2 separate regions of the Homo sapiens genome follow, and region 1 is linked to region 2. Evidence: read pairs that join two places in POLR2A ChIA-PET (ENCODE). Cell type or tissue: Caco-2. All regions are shown on one strand. Links, peaks and the distances in the headings refer to the core of each region. The heading gives the core; the rest is flanking DNA. Region 1 has its middle 10 kb from the start of TIMD4. Region 2 overlaps HAVCR1 (hepatitis A virus cellular receptor 1).

Region 1 (8,338 bases), core at 19-8,018, 61 kb before region 2:
ACCCATGACACTGACATGAAGAAAACAGGCAAAGTGAGGTGGTTCACACCTGTAATCCCAGCACTTTGGGAGGCTGAGGTGGGAGGATCACTTGAGCTCAGGAGTTCAAGACCAGCCTGGCCAACATAGTGAGACATTGTCTCTATTTTTGAAAGATAAATTAAATAAATAAATAAATAATAAACTTAATGTAGTATCCCAGGTGGGATCTTGGCACAGGTAAAGGCCATTAGCTAAAAAGTAAGAAAATATAAATAAAGTATGGATTTTAGATAATAATAATGTACCAATCCTGATTCATTTATATGATTTGATTTGATTGTTATTATTATTTTTTGAGACAGAGTCTTGCTCTGTTGCCCAGGCTGGAGTGCAGTGGCATGATCTCGGCTCACTGCAACTTCTGCCTCCTGGGTTCAAGCGATTCTTCTGCCTCAGCCTCCCAAGTAGCTGGGATTACAGGCACCTGCCACCACACCCGACGAATTGTTTGTATTTTAAGTAGAGACAGGGTTTCACCACATTGGCCAGGCTGGTCTTGAACTCCTGACCTCAAGCAATCCACCCACCTTGGCCTCTCAAAGTGCTAGGATTACAGGCATGAGCCACAGCGCCGGGCCGGTTCATTAATTTTAATAAATATATCACACTAATATAAGATGTTAATAATAGGGGAAACAGGTGTATGGTACATAAGAACTCTGTTGTATTATCTTTGATTTTTCTGCAAATCTGAAACTGCTTTAAAATAAAATTCATTTTTTAAAATGCACATATTCCTTTGTTTTAAGAGTGTAAATGTTAAAAGTAATCTAGTATCTGGAGGGGTCAAACACCGGAAAAAGAGACTAAACTTGGTTGTCTCTTCCTAAGTTAGATTCCATGATCAAGTTTCAGAATATTCACAAACATCCTAATATTTGATGCTCAGTTTTTATTAAAGCATATTATTGACAGAGTCCAAAGCAGTGCTGGATATTTCATGTTTTTGCCACCTTCATTCTCTGCATTTGGAGGTTTGCCTCTGGAGAACCGGACTTCCCTCATTCTCAGTCAATGCAGTTCAGGTGGCGTTGATTTCATTCATGGGCACAATTGGCTCAAGGATAGGCAATTGACTCAAATGAAGTCAAGGATACACAATCTTGAGATGTTTATTGTGACTTTTAACAGATAGAGACCCTCTCTATTTTCCTGTGGTCTGAGCTGTGAGGAAGTGAGCTGGAAGCTAATGTCAGCAGTCTTGCCACCAACGAGGAAAGCCTACCTCACAAGAGAACCAATCAAGCAGAAGGCAAGTGAGGAACTAAAGCAAGTCTAGGTCTATGACATGAGTGGAATCCCTGAAACAAGGCACATCAATGAGGCAATACATTTCCTTCTGGGCTTAAGTCAATTTGCATTGGGTTTGCAGTCATTTGGAATCTTAATTCTGAAAAAAACAAAAACAAAAAAACCCTCTGCAAAGCGAGAATTTGGCTGGATGATTTTAAAGTTTTTCCTATTTTAAGAGTTTAGGACTGGGCACCCTGGCTCACACCTGTAATCCCAGCACTTTGAGAGGCCGAGGCAGGTGAATTGCTTGAGCTCATGAGTTTGAGGCAAGCCTGGGCAAAATGGTGAAACCTCATCTCCACAAAAAATACAACAAATAGCCAGGTGTGGTGGCATGTGCCTGTAGTCCAAGCTACTTGGGAGGCTGAGGCATGAGAATTACTTGAACCCGGGAGGCAAAGGTTGCAGTGAGCCGAGATCATGCCACTGCACTCCAGCCTGGGCAACAGAGCAAGACCCTGTCTCAAAAAATAAATAAATGAATAAGTAATACAAGAGTTTATACTATTATCTGGTCCAACCACCTGCTTCATCAAACATCTGATTCACCTCAACCTTTTAATCATTCAGCAAGTGCCTGTCAACCTATTATGCTTAGACATGTGAGAATTCTGTTAGGCCCTGAGAATAAAGACAAATAAGGCATAGATTTTACCTTTACAGACCTGACAGTTCCAAACCTTTAAACAAAGAAGGGATTATCAGACCCCATTTTACAATAAAGGCATGACGCCAGAGAAGATAAAAGACTCTTATGTAATGGGATGAAAATAGAATCCAGGTTTTTCTGGATAAAGAGTCCTTTATAGTACCAATACTTTCTTTCTGGTAAATGGCATTATTAAATAAAATCCCATTCGTTCATTTTTATTCATTCGTTTCTTCATCATCTATAGCAAGGGTCAGCAAATTAAGGCCCATGGACCAAATATAGCCCAATGCCCATATTTGTAAATAAACTTTTATTGCAACACTGTCACTTCCATTTTTTAGCATATGGCTGCTTTCACACTACAATAATAGAGTTCAATAATTGCAACAGATATCATATGGTCCACAAACCCAACAATATTTGCTATCTAGTCCTAACAGAAAATGTTTGCCAACCCATTGAGTTCATGTTATGTGTAGGCACTGTGCTAAGCCCTGAGACTGTCATATCAGATGAGTCATTCTTGCCTTCAATAAACTCACAACCTAGGCGCTAGGGAAATGGAAAAGGAATGAACATTCACTAAGCTGTGGCTATGTGCTAAACACTCTGCTAGGTCTTGTTCACATGTAATCCCAGCAACAAACCCTCAAAGGAGGTATTATATTTGGCACTATACGTACAAGGAAAGAGGGATTGGAAGACATTGAAAACTTAACTCGAAATATAGCTTTTACTGCCTAGTATATTCGAGCTGATATCAGGACAAGAATAGAGATTCACTCAAATCACCCCGAGGAGGAGGTTACTCATGACAAGGGCACAGGCAATCTGGAATCAGCACCTCATTAGGAAACATCAAGGTGTTACTTCTGCTCTTCTCTGGGGTATCTCTTTCTGTCCCTCTCTGAACCTCTCCCCTGACCAGCTTTCTCATAAGGTCAGCTTTCTCATGGTCCTTATTATACACCCTAGCCCCAAATCCTCTAAGTAACCCTCAACCCAGCTCTCTGAGCTCACTCACTCATTCTTTCTATTCTAAATGCCAGATTCCTGAGGGAGAACTTGAGCCCCTCTGGTTCGCATTTTCCAAGGTAAGCCTCAGATTGTTTTCCACTGGCTGCCTCTGTGACTGGCTACCCTGAGATCAGCCTTACCCTGGAGAAGAAAGATCCCACCGTGCAGAATGCTACCATTCCATTTGCAGTTTCAGCAATTGGGCTGTGGATGGAGTATGGTTGCTCAGAAGTGGCTGGGTTTGGTAGGCAATGACTAACAAATCTAGTACAAATAGAAATTTTTTATGAGTCTGTTGCCAAAACAATCATTTAAGTCACTTAGGAATCCAGTCAACTGGAAGGAACAGAAAGTCCAATTCACAGAAGCCTAAACATATAAGGAGCTTGTTTTTTCTCTCATAAAAAGAAGCCTGGATGTAGACAGCCCAAGGAATCAAAAATATCATCAAGGAGCCAGACTCTTCTCTTTCTGTTCCTCCATACTGGTTTGTCACACCCTGGTCACAGGAGGGCTGAGGTACTTCTGGACATCAAGTTCATGTTTGGGAAGGGCAAAGGGGAGACAGAAAGGCTTTCACATTGTTAGTCTTTGACTTTTTATTTGGGAAGAGAAGCCCTTCTCAGCAGACTTGACTTATCCAGAACTAAGCCACCAGCTTACCCCCAAATCTATTGCATGAGGTGGCTATGACTGGTTTATTTATTTATTTTTATTTTTTATTTTTCCATAAGTTATTGGGGTACAGGTGGTATTTGGTTACATGAGTAAGTTCTTTAGTGGTGATCTGTGAGATTTTGGTGCACCCATCACCCAAGCAGTACACACTGCACCATATTTGTAGTCTTTTATCCCTTACCCTCCTCCCACTCTTCCCCACAAGTCCTCCCCAAAGTCCACTCTACCATTCTTATGCCTTTGCATCCTCATAGCTTAGCTCCCACATATCAGTGAGAACATACGATGTTCGGTTTCCCATTCCTGAGTTACTTCACTTAGAATAATAGTCTCCACTCTCATCCAGGTCACTGCAAATGCTGTTAACTCATTCCTTTTTATAGCTACATAGTATTCCACACCACAGTTTCTTTATCTGCTCATTGATTGATGGGCATTTGGGTTGGTTCCAAGATTTTGCAATTGTGAATTGTGTTGCTATAAACATGTGTGTGCAAGTGTCCTTTTCAAGTAAAGACTTCTTTTCCTCTGGGTAAAATCCTACCCAGTAGTGGGATTGCTGGATCAAATGGTAGATCTACTGTTAGTTCTTTAAGGAATCTCCACACTGTTTTCCATACTGGCTGTACTAGTTAACATTCCCACTAGCAATGTAGAAGTGTTCCCCATTCACCACATTCACGCCAACATCTACTGTTTTGTTTTTTTTCTATTTTTTAATTATGGTCATTCTCACGGGAGTAAGGTGGTATCTCATTGTGGTTTTGATTTGCATTTCCCTGATCATTAGTGATGCTGAGCATTTTTTATATAATTATTTGGCCATTTGTATATCTTCTTTTGAGAATTGTCTATTTATGTCCTTAGCCCACTTTTGATGGGATTTTTTTTTTTTTCTTTCTGATTTGAGTTCATTGTAGATTCTGGATTTAGTCCTTTATCAGATGTATAGATTGTGAAGATTTTCTCCCACTCTGTGGGTTGTCTATTTATGCTGCTGACTGCTCTTTTTTGCCATGCAAAAGCTCTTTAGTTTAATTAGGTCCCAGCTATTTATCTTTGTTTTTATTGCATTTCCTTTTGGGTTCTTGGTATGACTGGTTTAGACCAATCAGGCCTACGCCTTGAGCCTGGGGTAGGGATCTAGGGTCCTTCAGATTGGGAGATGAAACCTGCTGGTTCCCTGAAGAAAATTAGAGTCCTGTTAGAAGAAGAAAAGGCTGTTGCCTGAGCAATGGACAGCAGAGCACAGAGACCAAGTACATACAACCCTGTGGCTGATTCAATGCCAGGCTTCTAATAGATAATAAGTACCTGAAGAATGAATGAATGAATGAGTCAACATTTTGATTCATTAATAGGAGAAAATAACACAAAGTGGAAAGAAGGTAAGAGTGGCTGTCAGAAGATGTAAATATTTCAGAAATCTTCGTGAGACCCTGTCTCACCTCTGAAATTTATTTTCTTTATTTGTAAAAAAGGATTGAATAATGCCTTCAGTGTAGAGTCTATTTGAGAATTAAGTGAGATTACTTATGGGCAAGTTCTTTAAAGTCATAAGACGTAGGAAAAAGTTTCAACTTATAAGCAAAGGAAAAAAGATGGGAAGAAGCTGGCATGAGTCAATTGGCCTCATAAATCAACCTGACAAAGGGAGGATCCACAAATAGAAAAGGAGAAATGGAGCTTGGGTGGATACATGTTGCAGTTGCGTCAAAAAGTCATTGTTACATTAGTTTTAGTCTCGGAAGAGGAAAGAGTTTCCATCTGAAGAAATACAGAAAGTACTGAAATATTGGAAACCCAACTTTTATTCTGCCGGCAAGGCCAGATGTTTGTTAAGAAATTGAAAGTGGATCACGCATGGTGGCTCATGCCTATAATCTCAGCAACTTATGGAGGCTGAGGTGGGAGGATCGCCTGAGCCTGGGAGGTTGATGCTTCAGTGATCTATGATTGCACCACTGCTATCCAGCCTGGGTGACAGAGCAAGACCCATTCGAAAAAAGAAACAGAGAGTGAGAAGAAAAGAGAAAAAAAGAGAGAGAGAGAGGAAGGAAAGAAAGAAAGGAAGAAAGAGTGGGGGGAGGGAGGGAGGGAGGGAAGAAAGAAAGAAAGAGAGAAAGAAAGAAGGAAAGAAAGAAAGAAAGAAAGAAAGAAAGAAAGAAAGAAAGAAAGAAAGAAAGAAAGGAGGGAGGGAGGGAGGGAGGGAGGGAGGGAGGGAGGGAGGGAAGGAAGGAAGAAAGAGAAAGAAAGAAAAGAGAGAAAGAGAGAGCGGGAGGGGGAAGAGAGAGAGGGAAAGAGGGAGGGAGGAAGGAAGGAAGGAAGGCAAGAATTGAAAGCGGAAGAACTGGATGTAAGAATCAAAAAGTACAGCATTAAACTCCCCTGGAAATATCCTGGTTGGTGCAAATATAGTGAAATTACTTCTTCCAGGTGCCATAGTGTGGGACCTCAGATGCATATAAATGGCTGCCATTGGCAATTGAGTTTAATTTTATTTCATATAGCCTTAATTATTTTTACAAATATTCTAGTTTTCTTCTAGGTACATAATAGTGTAATATGCCCCCATCACCATGATGCTCATTATGGACACATGACTGAATTTGGCAAGTGCATGTAACTAAAAGTGTCATGGACCACTTGCAGGTGGAAGCCTAAAAGAATTGGTGTACAATTCACTATGTTTCCTTTGTCTGGCTTCAAATAGTGAAAGACTCCAAACCTGGGTCTCTGATTAAGGATGATGTTAAGTAGAGCCCCACCCTCCACCCCCATGATCCTCAATGGAAACATGTAAAAATAAAAAGCAAACTTTGTTATTCATTTTTTTTTTTTTTTCCCTGAGATGGAGTCTCACTCTGTTGCCAGGCTGAAGTGCAGTGGCACAATTTCAGCTCATTGCAACCTCTGCCTCCCGGGTTCAAGTGATTCTCTTGCCTCAGCCTGCAGCTGGGACTACAGGCACACCCCACCACGCCCAGCTAATTTTTGTATTTTTAGTAGAGATGGGGTTTCATCATGTTGGCCAGGATGGTCTGGATCTCTTGACCTCGTGATCTGCCACCTCGGCCTCCCAAAGTGCTGGGATTACAGGTGTGAGCCACCACGCCCGGCCCAAACTTTGTTATTCTAAACCACTAAATTATTGTTTGTTTAACCACAGCATAATCTTACATATTCTGACTAATACCTCAGTCATGTGGAACCAGTAATGAGAAGTGGTTAAGAACATTCTTTGGAGTGAGACAGTCTGGGATCAACGACTTTGACACCAGGCCAGCTGTGGTGGCCCACGCCTGTAATCCCAGAACTTTGAGAGATCAAGGCAGGCAGATTGCTTGAGCTTAGGAGTTTGAGGCCAGCCTAGGCACCATAGCGAGACCCATCTCATTATTAAAAAAAAATTAAAAGGTTCTGACATTAGCTACATCTCCAACCATTCTGCACCCTTGTGCCTGGCTCCTGTTTCTCTCTCAGTCCAGAGCTGTGGTTCTCAGATCTGGTTACATCTTAAAATCACAAGAGGGATGCAGATTCCACCCCTAGACATGACTTCATTGGTCTGGGCGGGGGCCTAGGCATTAGCATTTTTTTTTTTAACTTAAATGTATAGCTAGGTCTGAGAACCACTTGCCTAAAATTCCCTAATCTTATTTAATTGGTTCACCCTTCAAACTCAGACTGAATCTTCTCCAACACATCTTCTTCAGTGCAAGTTCCCACTTGAGCTCCAGTGGGAACTTCAGCAACCTGGGCACACCTTGTCTCTGTAATTAGAACATTATATTAAGATTATCCATTTTCATATCTTTTTTTTTTTTTTTTTTTTTTTTTGAGATGTAGTCTTGCTCTGTTGCCCAGGCTGGAGTGCAGTGGTGCAATCTTGGCTCACTGCAACCTCCACCTCCCAGGTTCAAGCAATTCTTCTGCCTCACCCTCCCCAAGTAGCTGGGATTACAGGTGTGCACTACAATGCTCAGCTAATTTTTGCATTTTTGGTAGAGATGGGGTTTTGCTGTGTTGGCCAGGCTGGTCTAGAGTTCCTGACCTTGTGATCCACCTGCCTCAGCCTCCCAAAGTGCTGGAATTACAGGCGTGAACCACCATGCCCAGCCTTCATATCTATTTTCTAACCACAGTGTGATCTCCTGGAACACAGGAACTGTAGTGAAATCATCTCATAGCCCCAGCACTTAACATAGACCCTGCCATCATATATCAAAGTATATACCCAATAAATACTTATTGATCTCAACAGAGAAAAGACCACGTGATTAAAAATTAAGAAACCATTGATGACCTTTGAGAAAATAGCTTTAAGGGAAGGGTGGAAGAAATGACCATTGTTGGCCAGGCACGGTGGCTCACTCCTGTAATCCCAGCACTTTGGGAGGCCGAGGCTGGCAGATCACGAGGTCAGGAGTTCAAGACCAGCCTGAACAACGTGGTGAAACCCCATCTCTACTAAAAATACAAAAATTAGCCAGGCGTGGTGGTGCCTGTAAAAAAATAAAAATAAATAAAAAATAAGATAAGAAACTGTCAACAGGTGCGTTTCAGAAGAAAAGTAAAATTATTTTAATCAGGATTCAAAATGGGAGACAGAGGTGGAGAAAAGAGCACAGGTGTACAAAATGTCAAATATGGTTA
Region 2 (8,338 bases), core at 93-8,092:
ACAAAGTATAAAATAAATAGTGCCTTCCAGAGTTGTAAAAGGTGTGGCTCTTATTATTAAGTTGAAGAAAAGTCTGTTTAATAAGCATGTAGACAATCTAAGAAGTATTCAAAAACTCAGACTGGTCTCTTTGAAACTCGCATAATAGAATACAAAAATGGAAAATCTAAAAATACAGAGCTCTGACATCAAACTAAGTGGCTGAATCAAGATGCATATTTTCAAATGTGGCTAAGCATTGGATGACTGGTGCTTTTCCAACTGTAGCTTGTGATCCTTTAGAGAGGGTTGTTAAATCTACTTAGCCATCTACATCCTATATTCAAGATAAAAACAGAACAGAGAAACATTGAATATAGTTAAATAGTACTGTTTCACAAGTATACACTGGATCATAGTGTTAAAAATCTTCCTGTGCTGGATGCAGTAGCTCATGCCTCTAATCCCAGCATTTTGGGAGGCCATGGCAGGAGGATCCCTTGAGGCCAGCGTGAGCAACATAGCGAGACCCCGTCTCTACAGATTTTTTTTTTAATTAGCCAGGTGTGGTGGCTTGTGCCCATAATCCTGGCTACTTGGGAGGCTGAGACAGAAGAATCACTTGAACCCAGGAGGTAGAGGTTGCAGTGAGCCGAGATCACACCACTGCACTCCAGCCTGGGCTGGAGACTCTGTCTCAAAAAAAGAAATCAGTAGAAACAGTGGAAATACAAGTGAGGGAAGAAAGTAGACTTAGTTTTAACTTACGTGTAGCATTTTGATGTAACTGGTTATTTTTATATATTTGTATATAGTGACTATTTGTTACCAAAGCCTGCCCCCAAAATATGGAACTTGTCTTCATTCAGCTGCAGATGAAACACATGTCCACACATTTAAAGAACTGTGAAAAACAAAGCTCCACTATGGTCCCTAAACAGGTCAGTCATACATGTGTGAAGACACTTAGTTTAAGTGTCAATGAGCTCAAATGACTCAGTGTGATATAACTGCCGAGAAGATAATGTCATGAAGAAGTGTTCATAATTTGTTAGTGTGGGTTTTTTTTTTTTTGGCTTTTTTTATACTTTACACATTTCTCTTCCATTCCAGAAATATTTATGAGCACAGATTCGTGAGATTGAGTCCTTTATATGCTATGTGATGTGACCTTACATGTCACTCAACATTTCTGAAACTGTTTTCCAATCTGTAAAATGAGAATAGTGCCTCTCTCGCAGTTTATTGCTGTGAAGGGCTTGAATGCAATAACAAAAGTCGATGTGTATTGAGCACTTACAGTATGCTGGGCACTGTTCAGACAGGTTCTGTGGATTGGCTCAGGTAATTAACTCAGACTCAGGAAAGTCTGTGTACAAGCATCCAATGAAGGAGAACTAGACTTAATAGATGGCAGCCTAAGTAAGAGGGATAGATTCTGAATCAGAGAAAGTCCTTGCTTAAAACTCAGCCTGAACCAAATGAAGCAGGCTGGCTGGCTTTAGAACTAGGTAGTTGTCTCCTACCACTACAGGCAGTGTGGCAGATGGCCTTGGGGCATAGATGCAGTAAAGGGGATTTAAATTGTACCTGGGGCCAGGTGCGGTCCCTCACGCCTATAATCCCAGCACTTTGGGAGGCCAAGGTAGGCGGATCACCTGAGGTGAGGAGTTTGAGACCAGCCTAACATGGCAGAACCCCGTCTCTATTAAAAATACAAAAATTAGCCAGGCATGGTGGCAGGTGCCTGTGATCCCAGCTACTCAGCAGGCTGAGGCTGGAGAATTGCTTGAATCCAGGAGGTGGAGGTTGCAGATCACACCATTGCATTCCAGCCTGGGTGTCTCAAAAAAAAAAAAAAAAAAAAAAGTAACTAGGCAGCAGGGTAGACTGAAAGGTCTTTAAAGGCAAATTCAAGTGCCTGCAAGGCTAGACAGCTAATATAGATCAGTGGAGCAGGCTGGGTAGGGAGCAGCAGGGAATGATGGAAGCTGTGGAAAACTGGAGGCACTTGCCCTACCTCAGTGCCTTTGCACTCCCTGCCCCTGCAGCCAGGAATTATCTTCCTCCAAATTAGCTGCTTTCTTGGCACTCAATCAAACAGATCCTTATCCTGTTCTATAGTCCCCATGGTGTTTATCTGTAAGCATGTAAAAGAACCATGCTTATTTGCTTACATGGTTTTTGTCTGTTATATTCATCTCTTTGGAATATAATAGCCAATAACACTCAGTAAGACAAAGCATCGAATATGGTGAAACCCTGTCTCTACTAAAAGTATGAAAAAATGGCCGGGCGCGGTGGCTCATGTCTGTAATTCCAGCACTTTGGGAGGCCGAGGCAGGCAGATCACCGGAGGTCAGGAGTTTGAAACCAGCCTAACCAACATGGAGAAACCCCGTCTCTACTAAAAATACAAAATTAGCTGGGTATGGTGGCACATGTCTGTAATCCCAGCTACTGGGGAGGCTGAGGCAGGAGAATCGCTTGAACCCAGGAGGTGGAGGTTGTGGTGAGCCGAGAAGGTGCCATTGCACTCCAGCCAGGGCAGCAAGAGTGAAATTCAGTCTCAAAAAAGACAAAGCGTTAAACGAAATAAAAGAACAAACTAAAGCAAATCATTCAATGTTTACTTCCATCGAGCAAATCTTGCAATTTAGTTATCTTGCCCTATGGGGTTTGCTTAGGATTGAGGTGCTCCCTCTGTACCAGCTCTGCCACAACTCCAGGGAAATACACAAAGCTACAAATATCACTGGAAGGTGTAAATAATAGAATTGCTCATTAAAGTGGACTGTCAGGATCCAAGGTATGCGATGGAGAGTTTAGGAGAGAGACAGAAATCTATTTTTATTTTACCAGAGTAGGAACCTCAAAAGTATTGATAGAAATATTTTCGAGCTTACCTTAGTTGTTGAACCTCCTTTTTGAAGAAATACTCTAAATTGAAGGGGTGGGGAGAGAGGAGTTGAAGAGAAAACTAAACATCTCAGCAAGAGTTTTAATCTTTTTTTCAATCAAGTGTATTATTTCTGTTATTACTTAGATTTTTCCCTGGTACCTTGAGGTGTCTCCTTCCCATGTCCCTTTTGATTCTGCAGGACCCAAACAAGCCATTTACTGTCCAGTATCTCAATTTCATTAATGGTTTGGTGTATTCATCCACATATCCTCCCTAACTTTAATGCAATTCTTAAATTATCTTTCATTTTTTTAAAAAAAATGAGTAAGTCCAAGATCCTTCTGATAGGCTACTGAACAACAGGCGTCAACCAAGATTTGTTTTAGATGAACTGGGTCATAAAGATACTTTAAGAGTCACCTCTATCAAAGGATACTTTTGCAAGAGTTTGTACTACCAGTCATCTCTCTCCTAAACAAGGAAATAATGAGTTATTTTTGCTTAAGGAGTAAAGTATATTTTGAGGTTGTTAGGGCTCAGAATACAATACCCTCAAATAGGCTTCTTTGGAATTCAAAGTGAGAGCACCTGGGGAGGAGCATATTTAGGAAAGGGCTTTCTCTGAAGCTCCCCTATCTAGCTAAAGGCCAGATCCTCCAGAAGATATTCTGTTGTTGTCAATCCTTTCCCCAGATATCTCGATATCTCATCAATGGCAGGGCGGGGGCGGGGGCGGGTGGGGGTGGTGGGGGAACTGATGCACATCACAGGAAGGAGACTAGAGCTGACAACACATCCAGAGTCCAGAGGAATTTGTCCTGCCCTACAGTCTGTTCTTTGGGCCCATTCATCTCCCCTAAAAATCATTTACTCTTCCTCTAAAATTGTCTACATCCATCACTTTTCTCTCCCCTAAGAAAAGGGTATTTAAGGCCAGGTGCAGTGGCTCATGCCTGCAATCCCAACACTTTGGGAGGCAGAGGCAGGCGGTCAGGAGTTCAAGACCAGCCTGACCAACATGGTGAAAACCCCATCTCTACTAAAAACACGAAAATCATTCGGGTGTGGTGGCACGAGCCTGTAATCCCAGCTACTCAGGAGGCTGAGGCAGGAGAATTGCTTGAACCTGGGAGGCAGAGGTTGCAGTGAGCTTTAAGGGGGCCAGCCCCTCCACACCTGTGGGTATTTCTCATCAGGTGGGACAAGAGACTGAGAAAAGAAATAAGACACAGAGACAAAGTATAGAGAAAGAGCAGTGGGCCCAAGGGACCGGCGCTCAGCATACGGAGGACCCACGCCGGCACTTGTCTCTGAGTTCCCTCAGTATTTATTGATCTCTATCTCTACTGTCTCAGTGAGGGGGATGTGGCAGGACTATAGGGTAATGGTGGGGAGAGGGTCAGCAGGAAAACATGTGAGCAAAGGTCTCTGTGTCATAAATAAGTTTAAGGAAAGGTGCTGTGCCTCGATGTGCACGTAGGCCAGGTTTATGTTTGACTTTACACAAACATCTCAGTGCAGTAAAGAGCAGTATTGCTGCCAGCATGTCCCACCTCCAGCCATAAGGCAGTTTTCTTCTATCTCAGTAAATAGAATGTATGATCGGGTTTTACACCGAGACATTCCATTCCCAGGGACAAGCAGGAGACAGATGCCTTCCTCTTATCTCAACTGCAAAGAGGCCTTCCTCTTTCACTAATCCTCAGCACAGACCCTTTACGGGTGTCGGGCTCGGGGAGGGTCAGGTCTTTCCCTTCCCACAAGGCCATATCTCGGGCTGTCTCAGTGGGGAGAAACCTTGGACAATACCTAGGCTTTCTTGGGCAGAGGTCCCTGAGGCCTTCCGCAGTGCATTTTGTCCCTGGGTACTCGAGACTGGAGAATGGCGATGACTTTTACCAAGCATACTGCCTGCAAACACATTTTTAACAAAGCACCTCCTGCACAGCCCTAATCCATTAAACCTTGAGTCAACACAGCACATGTTTCTGCGAGCACAGGGTTGGGGTTAGGGTTACAGATTAACAGCATCTCAAGGCAGAAGAATTTTTCTTAGTACAGAACAAACTGGAGTTCCTTATGTCTTCTTCTTTCTACATAGACACAGTAACAGTCTGATCTCTCTTTCTTTTCCCCCACAGAGCTGAGATCACACCACTGCATTCCAGTCTGAGTGACAGAGCAAGAGACTCTGTCTCCAAAAAAAAAGAAAGAAAAGGGTATTTAAGCTCCAGTCATCTGGCCCTTTCTTCCATCTCATATTTTGTGTGGCTTCTGTACACATAATAAATATGTATTCATTTTCTCCTGTTAATCTCCTAATAATCTATTTTTTTTTTGGCGTACTCAAGTATCAAAATTTCAGAGGGAAAGTTTGAACTTCCCTGCAAGGTATTTTACCCAATTTCTAAATAACTTTGACTAAGCAAGCTCCAAAATAATTATATAAAAACTTCCTCAAATTTGCCAAACATACTCTTAATTTTCTGATTCTCCTCTGCCTAGACCCATGAACTAAATCAGTCATGGCTTCAAATACCACATCTTGCAAAATAGCTAACTAGGGTTCTTTTATGGGAGGCAGGTTATACTGAGACAAACACACACACACACAGTTAGCAGAAGGGAGACATGAAGCCTGGGGTGGTTGCTTTTTGAAGACTTTTGTTTTACTTTTTTAGTCTGTGTCTTGCTATCAGTTTCCCCTCCCAGTGTCTCATGTGCCTCTTCTGCTAAATGAGTGTTGCAAAATTTTAACAATATCACCCCCACAGGGAAAAAAATTAGATCTTGTAGGGTGGAGAAAATAAATCTTATATATCACAATGGTGTGTTGACTTCCAGATCGCAACACTACCCAACAAACTCCTATTTCTTGATACAGTTGGCCCTCGATGTCCACAGGTTTGGCATCCTCAGTTTCAACCACTCGCAAATTGAAAATTAAAAAAAAAATAAAAATAATACACAACAATAATAATACAGATAAAAACAATACAATATAACAACTATTTACATGGCATTTACGTTGTATATTAGGTGTTCTAAGTAATCTAGGGAAGATTTAAAGTATACTGGAGGAAGTGAGTAGGCTATGTGCAAATACTACACCATTTTATAAGGGACTTGAGCATCTGCAGATTTTGGAATCAAGGGGCTCTGGAACCAATCCCCCAAGGGTACTGAGGAACACCTGTATTTAGTTTTTCTTGGCCTGGCATTGTGGCTCATGCCTGTAATCCTAGAACTTTGGGAGGCCGAGGCAGGTGGATCACCTGAGGTTAGGAGTTTGAGACCAGCCTAGCCAACATGGCAAAACCCCGTCTCTACTAAAAATACAAAAATTCGGCCGGGCGTGGTGGCTCATGCCTGTAATCCCAGCACTTTGGGAGGCCAAGGCAGGCGGATCACAAGGTCAGGAGATCGAGACCATCCTGACTAACACGGTGAAACCCCATCTCTACTAAAAAATACAAAAAATTAGCCGGGCGTGGTGGCGGGCGCCTGTAGTCCCAGCTACTCAGGAGGCTGAGGCAGGAGAATGGCTTGAACTCAGGAGGTGGAGGTTGCAGTGAGCCACGATCGTGCCATTGCACTCCAGCCTGTGAGACAAGAGAGAAACTCTGTCTCAAAAAAATTCTTATAGAATTAAATTTTTTCCATAGGGGAATAATAATTGAAAAATAACAAGTTTAAAAAATAGTGGTTTTAAGTGAAAACTCCACTAGAATGTAACTTCCATGAGATTTATAGAGATTTATGGCAAAAGGATCTTTCTAACTACAATTACAGTTTAAGATTGCTGTGCACTTGTCATGTGCCAGGAACCATTCTCAGTGCTTTTTCTTTTTGTTCTTTTCCTTTTATTTTAGAGACAATGTCTCACTATGTTGCCCAGGCTGGTTTTGAACTCCTGGGCTCAAGCAATCCTCCTGCCTCAGCCTCCCAAAGTGCTGGGATTACAGACATGAGCCACTGCTCCTGGCTGGTGCTTTTTTTAATGGTTTTTTTGTTTGTTTGTTTTGTTTTGCTTTTTTGTTTTGTTTTTGTTTTTTTTTAAGAAATGGGGTCCCACCATGTTGTTCAGGCTAGTCTTGAACTCCTGGGCTCAAGCAATCCTCCTGCCTCACTCAGCCTCCCAAGTAGCTAGGATTACAGGCATAAGACCCCACACCCAGCTCCCATTCTTAGTGCTTTGTAGGTACCAATGCATTTAAACTTCATTTCCCTTCCCCCTTGAGGTAGATGGTATTACCATGTGACTTTTACAAATGAGGATTTGGGGAGACAAAGGGAAGTCGTGTGAAATCAAAATCATGTGACTTATGAAACTAGTGAACCCAGGCAATTTTGCTGTACATCCCTTGTCCCTTAGGAACAATCTCGAAATGACTTACTTTTGGCAATGATGACACCCAAAAGAGCAAGAAGCACCAAGACAGAAATACAGACTCCAGCATAGATTCCTTTAGTGGTATTGGCCGTCAGTAGACTATGTTCTAGGAACAGTTGCTGAGGAAACAACAACAGATCAAAAAAGCATCTTGTTAGAAAGTTATGAAGAGAAAACATTTCCCAGAATCACTTACCCAGCCACATTTACCTGTATTGGTGCTTGGGGACTTCTGGAACATAAGGGTAAGACCAAATGATCTCAGTTTATAACCATACGGTGAAAATCTAGGACAACTTGAAACGCAAAACATATTTTACAATGATGGAGGTGTTTTCTAGCTTGCTTGAGGTTGTATTTACATAGGTGTACACATTTGTCAAAACTAAAACTGTATGCTTAAAATGGGTTTGTATGTAAATTTTTTAATTTACTGTTTTAAAAGTCAATAGGCTATTTCCACAAATACATCCTCTTGTGATATTAAAAAAGAAAAAATGTCAGGCATGGTAGCTCACATCTCTAATCCCAGCACTTTGGGAGCCCAGGCATCCTGAGGTCAGGTGTTCGAGACCAGCCTGGGCAACATGGTGAAACCCCATCTCTACTAAAAATACAAAAATCAGCTGGGTGTGGTGCTGCACGCCTGTAATCCCAGCTACTTGGGAGGCGGAGGCAAAAAATTGCTTGAACCCGGGAGGTTGCAGTGAGCCAAGATTTCGCCATTGCACTCCAGCCTGGGCAACAGAGTGAGACTCCATCTCGAAAAAAAGAAAAAAAGAAAAAAAAATTGTTTATATAAATTGACTTGATGTGATGTTATCTTAATGTGCTCAGTTATTGAATTTTGTCCTTGGTTACAGTCCTTACTTGTCTTTTTACCTGTAATAGAAGATTCTGTCTCTATCTAAATAAATAGATTTGAGAGTAGCTGCACACAGACATGGCCATGATTAACAATTCAACGCTATGCAATCATGAAGAAATGTAAAATTGTTTAAGTCTTCTGGTGCCTATCACAAGAGATCATCACCTCCTGGAATAGGCCTGAAATGTGCCTGGCT

The links. ChIA-PET counts read pairs that join two places held together with the same protein. Peaks named below come from ENCODE experiments on the same cell type or tissue, not always from the same donor. Only the 100,000 strongest peaks of a DNase experiment are listed, where the experiment ranks them.
Region 1: POLR2A ChIA-PET joins it to region 2 with 5 read pairs; 5 of 35 experiments call an interaction of 5 or more read pairs at or near these places.

Annotation. Positions count from the first base shown.
Region 1 is chr5:156,969,099-156,977,436 of GRCh38, forward strand. No RefSeq gene overlaps it. Among named protein-coding and RNA genes, the nearest start is that of TIMD4, 10 kb to the left of the region's middle. In Caco-2, for the core only: no CTCF peak of the experiment used is centred there; no DNase peak of the experiment used is centred there.
Region 2 is chr5:157,029,969-157,038,306 of GRCh38, forward strand. It overlaps HAVCR1 (hepatitis A virus cellular receptor 1), which reads right to left. Exons shown (of 9, transcript NM_001173393.3): 7 at 7,279-7,393; 8 at 2,886-2,919. Among named protein-coding and RNA genes, the nearest start is that of HAVCR1, 25 kb to the right of the region's middle. In Caco-2, for the core only: no CTCF peak of the experiment used is centred there; a DNase peak (open chromatin) is centred at 4,623.